Regions from separate parts of the Homo sapiens genome. Here region 1 is linked to region 2. A link is an interaction called in ENCODE POLR2A ChIA-PET data of the cell type or tissue named here. Cell type or tissue: A673. All regions are shown on one strand. Each heading gives the region's core, and the rest is flanking DNA. Links, peaks and the distances in the headings are about the cores only.

Region 1 (2,922 bases), core at 181-2,680, 110 kb before region 2:
TCTGTAAAGTAAAATAAAAACATCATAAAATGCCCTAGATTCAAAGTGGCAGCAGAGACAAAGGACCATCATAAAACCAGGACACACCTGGTGTACATGCCCAGATGAAATGATTTGCTCTTCCTCAATTTGGCAGCTACTTGCTGCTTCATATCTATATTATATGTCTATACAATATTCCAAATGCAAGGCAACATATCTCTCAAACTGGCACAGTTTTAACTATCAGCTGTAACACAGACTCACTTGGAAGAGACTGGAGCTGACTGCTTATTCTTCTTCGAAGGGAGGGAACTGGATTGTTGTTGTCTGACAACATGGGCAACACCAACATTCAGAGGCTGAGCAGTGGCCAATGTCACATGGTTAGTCAGCAAGGATGGCTGCTGCATGATAGTGCTGTACTGGTTGCCATGAGAGTGGGCATTCCTGTACCAACAGAAAGAAAGAGAAGAGTGAATTCCAAAACCACTGAAGAATCAGGACCAAACAGACATCAAAAGCAATTAGCCAAAATGCAGCTGCATTTTATTTTTTTAAAGTTGAGCACCTACCATCTGATAAGGGATTAATAACCAGAATACGTAAGCAGCTCAAACAACTCTATGGAAAAAAATCTAATAATACGATCAAAAAATGGGCAAAAGAATTGAATAGACATTTTCCAAAAGATGACTTACAAATGACAAACAGGCATATGAAAAGGTGCTCAACATCTCTGATCATTAGAGAAATGCAGATCAAAACTGCAATGAGATATTATCTCACCCCAGTTAAAATGGCTTATATCCAAAAGACAAGCAATAATAAACACTGCCAAGGATATGGAAAAAAGGGAACAATTGTACACTGTTGGTAGGAATGTAAGTTAGTACAACTATTATGGAGAACAGTTTGGAGGTTCCTGTAAAAACTAAAAATTGAGCTACCATATGATCCAGCAATCCCACTGCTGGGTATATACCCAAAAGAAAGGAAATCAGTATATCAAAGAGATACCTGCACTCCTATGTTGCAGCACTGTTCACAGTAAGATTTGGAAGCAGCCTAAGTGTCCATCAACAGATGAATGGATAAAGAAAATATGGTACATATACACAATGGAGTACTACTCAGCCACAAAAAGTACACGTTGTCATTTGCAACAACATGGATGGAACTCAAGATCATCATGTTAAGTGAAATAAGCCAGACACAGAAAGACAAACCACATGTTCTCACTTATTTATGGGATCTAAAAATCAAAACAATTTAATTCATGGACATAGAGAGTAGGATGGTTACCAGAGGCTGGTAAGAGTAGTGGAGGGCTAGTGGGGAGGTAGGGATGGTTAATGGGTACAAAAAAAAAAAAAAAAGAATAAGAACTACTATTTGATAGCGCAATAGGTGATTATAGTCAGTAATAACTTAATTGTACATTTTTAAATGACTTAAAGAGTGTAATTGGATTATTTGTAACTCAAAGGATAAATGCTTGAGGGGATGGACACCCCCTTTTCCATGATGTGCTTATTTCACATTACATGCCTGTGTCAAAACATCTCATGTACCCCATAAATATATATACCTAGTATGTAATCACAAAAATTAAACATTAGAAAAAAAGAATTTTCATTATAAAAGATAAAGTTGGGGACCTAGATTACAAGGCTTTAGGATCTCACTGTATGGTTTCTAATCACTTAAGACTCTCTTTAAAAAATCTAGAAGAAATGATTCCTGACCTTCAGAACCTACTGCTTTCCTATATTCAAAGTTTTCTTATAACACCATCTCCTAGCCTGATATGGGTTCTTAAAGGATTCCAACAGTGTCAAATTTTCCTTTATTTTCTTACTAGTCTCTCTCCTTATTACCAAGTGCTCCCACCCTATGGGATCGGCCCTTACAAATCTCCCAGAGTAACACAGGACACTTGCCTCCAGTCAGCTAGCTGCTGTCCACTCCCCATGGCCTCTGGAATCATTGCTGTGGGCTGGACAGAGTTGTGTAGAGCTACCCCAGGCAACTGTTGCCAAGTTGAAGGCAGGAGAATTTGCTGAGTCCCTCCAGGCCACGCCTGCTGTAAGGAAACACACATAAAAAACATCCAGACTTGATTCATTCTTGGCTTTTTCTTCTGTTTTTTTAAAGAAAGAAAAATTCATATCTTAAAAGAAGTTGCTTGTAGATTGTTAACTTGCAGAGATTAAAAAAGAAAGGTCAGAGGGGCTCAAGCTACAAGTCTTATGAATGGGGAAAGAAAACATACTGCTTTCTCTTGCTCACCCCCATAACCTGACCACCCGGGTATTAAAGAAAAGAAGATCCCTGCGGTTAAGAGCTTCTATTATACTGTAGAGAAAAGGAGTCTGAGAGTTCAGAGATAAGAGCTGGTTAAATGCTGGAGTTTCATTTTTGCAACAATTCTAAAATAAATCCCTAGAAAGAGTTAAGAGGACTCCCTGGAGATTAAAATTTTTTAATCTGACTGCCAATCAGATAAGGTATCAGATCAATTCAACCCATAAAACAAAAGGCAGAACTGTTCCCTTTTTTAAAAGGGTAGTATTTGGAAAATGGAGCCAGATGTGGATGACCAAAGGCCTAATCCTTTTGGGGAAAAAATCTTATGCCAGCAAGAAAAAGCTAACTTCATCATTTATAGCCACATAATGGAATTTCAAAATAAGGCAAAAAGTAAGATGTTTTAGAAGCAGAAAGCATCATACTTTGTTTCTAATAGTTACCTAAAATATGTTTTTATGTATCATTTGCAGGAATATTTCCACATAAAAACTAATCACTACAAGAAAATACATGATTTCTAGTTTTAAAAAAGCCATGTCACTTGCAATAAACTGAGCAACAAATGTTTTCTGTACTTCTTCCTCACAGAAATTCTGGCATTTTTTGAAAAAAAAAATGGGAACGGATTTG
Region 2 (2,922 bases), core at 300-2,799:
TATAAATTAGGCACAATAAGAGATTAGCAATAATAGCTAGTAATACAATAGAACAATTATGATAATCTACAGTAATAAAAGTTATGTGAGGCCAAGGAAGGTGCATTGCTTGAGCCCAGGAGTTTGAGACCAGCCTGGGCAACATGGTGAAATCCCTTCTCTACTGAAAATATGAGAACTATCCAGGTGTGATGCTTGTGCCTGTGGTCCCAGCTTTCAGGAGGTAAGGCTGAGGTGGGAGGTGAGGCTGAGGTGGAAGAATCACCTGAGCCCAGAAAGTTGAGGCTGCATTGAGCTGTGGTCAAGCCACTGCACTCCAGCCTGGGTGACAGAGTGAAACTTTATCTCAAAAAAAAAAAAAAAAAAAAGTGACTGCTTTTGGAACTGAAATCTTTGAAATTTTGCTAGATATAGAGAAATTTTATTCAGCTTAAGCTCCACTTCCACTTAGAAAAAAAAGCGATCTGAAGTAAAAAGACTAATAGAACTTAATTATTTTCCAGTTGACCATTTAACTAAAAAGCAGTTATAAAGAAAGTAAATTAAGCTTTTAATATCTGCCCATTGGGTGGAGCATATAGCTTGCTTCCAGAAGATATTTGGTTCTTAAAATATTCACAAGTTTCACTTTTAAGTTCACGCTATCTATGGCTCAGCTGCAGTAAGTGTGATCTTTTCACTTCCCCAAATGTCACTGAACTCAGGTCTCCTTATGCTCTGCAGCTCTGTCCTGAACGGAGTCAGAACCAGAAGATAATAAAAGGGTTGAGGTAGAATGTTTTGCCAGTGGAAAAGGAAAGCTCTTTAGAGATAGCTTCTTACCTCATTTCTCTAGGAAGATTAATTTTTCTTGGAATCTTATTACAGAAGCTGAAAAGGCAATCTACCAAGTACAAGGCAGACAAAACCTATCCTACAACTGTGGCTGAGAAGCCCAAGAATATCAAGAAAAACAGATATAAGGATATTTTGCCCTGTAAGTTCCATTTCTCTCTATAAACTCATACTTTCTCCCAAATTCAATCATTACTATCTCTTTGTACCCATTGCTTACTGATCCTGATCTTGGAACATGGCATTGACAACTTAGTTTGTACTATTTATGACTGCAAAAGAATATTCATTCATTCATTCATTCATTCACTCACTTGTTCACTCATGAGCATACACTATTCACAGTGTTAGGCCCTGATTTAAATCTGCTGACTAAGCCCTCTTAATTGTACTATGTCTGTCTTTTGTATTATAGATGATTATAGCCGGGTAGAACTATCCCTGATAACCTCTGATGAGGATTCCAGCTACATCAATGCCAACTTCATTAAGGTACAGTGAAAGAAAATAAAAGCATTCCATATTTCTCTAGATACCCAAAAAAAGGGGAGGGCTGGCTGGACTCAGTGGCTCATGCCTGTAATCCCAGCACTTTGGGAGGCTGAGGCGGAAAGATCACTTGAACGCAAGAATTTCAGACCAGCCTGGGCAACATATGAGACCCCATCTCAACAAAAAGTTAAAAAATTAGCCAGGTGTGGTGGCATGCGCTTGTAGTCCCAGCTACTGGAGAGGCTGAGGAAAGGGGATTGCCTGAAGCCAGGAGGTCAAGGCTGCAGTGAGCTGTGATTATGCCACTGCACTCCAGCCTGGGTAACACAGTGAGACCATCTCAAAAAAAAAAAAAAAAGGAAGCGGAGGACTAGGTGAGAACAGGGTATTATTTGTAGTCACCCCGTGTAATTTCTGTTCCCCTTTAGGGAGTTTATGGACCCAAGGCTTATATTGCCACCCAGGGTCCTTTATCTACAACCCTCCTGGACTTCTGGAGGATGATTTGGGAATATAGTGTCCTTGTAAGTATGGTGTTGCTTTTGTTACTTTATTCTCTACTTTATTAAAAACAGTGCTTTTAAAAAATTGGTCAGTGGAACTTCAGGGTTCAGGCATCTTTTAGTCAGAATCACAATGCCATTCTTGTCCAAGGAAATGAAAGTTCTCAGCCAGGTGTACTCTGGGAGGCCAAGAGGGGTGGATAGCTTGAGCCTAGGGGTTCTAGACCAGCCTGGGCAACATTGCAAAACCCTGTCTCTACAAAAAATACAAAAATTAGCTGGGAGTGGTGGTGTGTGCCTGTAGTCCCAGCTACTGGGGAAGCTGATATGGGAGAATCGCTTGAGCCCATGAGGTTGAGACTGCAGTAAGCTGAGATTGTGCCACAGCACTCCAGCCTGGGTGACAGAATGAGACCCTGTCTCAAAAATAAATAAGTTTTAAAAAATAATAAAAATAAATTTAAAAATGAGAAAGTTCTTACCTTGACAGGCTCATTTGGTAACAAGATTACTGGTCTGAACAGAGAAAGGGGAAGTATTGTCAGAATGAAGGAAGAGTAGCAGCAATATTTTATAAGTCACCAGGATTTATTTTTTGGTTAAAAAAAAACGACAAAACAGAAAAAAGAACGGTTAATACTTTCTGAGTCTGGGATCCATGTATTAACTGCTCTTTCTAACTATATATGAATGTTTAAGTTTCTATCTATTTCATCCCCCAGATCATTGTTATGGCATGCATGGAGTATGAAATGGGAAAGGTAAGTTACTTTCTAGTACCTGCTGACCTTAAAACAAAGGAAAGAAGAAAAAGGAGAGGGAAATTGGCAGCAGAACTTACCTGAGTGTACCTAGATAAAACTTATGTCATCTTCATAGTTTTCAGTTTGGGAATGCCACGTGATTCTCAGAGGATTTTTTTTTTCTCCTAAGAATCCTATTTGTTTGTTTTCTCAGTAGACCCTATGTTTTACAGTTAAAAACAAGGTATGCTTTTAAGATTAACAAATCACTTGCCCATTTCTATTAATTAGATATCTTTAACTGCCAGCCAGAGCTTTTAATCCTGTGCCGTCCAATATTGCATCCACCA

Evidence for each region. Peaks named below come from ENCODE experiments on the same cell type or tissue, not always from the same donor. Only the 100,000 strongest peaks of a DNase experiment are listed, where the experiment ranks them.
Region 1: POLR2A ChIA-PET joins it to region 2 with 12 read pairs; 5 of 35 experiments call an interaction of 5 or more read pairs at or near these places.

The regions. Positions count from the first base shown.
Region 1 is chr1:113,965,273-113,968,194 of GRCh38, reverse strand. It overlaps HIPK1 (homeodomain interacting protein kinase 1), which reads right to left. Exons shown (of 16, transcript NM_198268.3): 11 at 1,923-2,065; 12 at 247-429. Among named protein-coding and RNA genes, the nearest start is that of OLFML3, 13 kb to the left of the region's middle. In A673, for the core only: no CTCF peak of the experiment used is centred there; no DNase peak of the experiment used is centred there; H3K27ac peaks cover 132 bases.
Region 2 is chr1:113,857,406-113,860,327 of GRCh38, reverse strand. PTPN22 (protein tyrosine phosphatase non-receptor type 22) reads left to right here. Exons shown (of 21, transcript NM_015967.8): 2 at 868-976; 3 at 1,250-1,326; 4 at 1,755-1,850; 5 at 2,552-2,590. All of the region lies in intron 3 of AP4B1-AS1 (AP4B1 antisense RNA 1), which reads right to left. Among named protein-coding and RNA genes, the nearest start is that of PTPN22, 13 kb to the left of the region's middle. In A673, for the core only: no CTCF peak of the experiment used is centred there; no DNase peak of the experiment used is centred there; H3K27ac peaks cover 910 bases.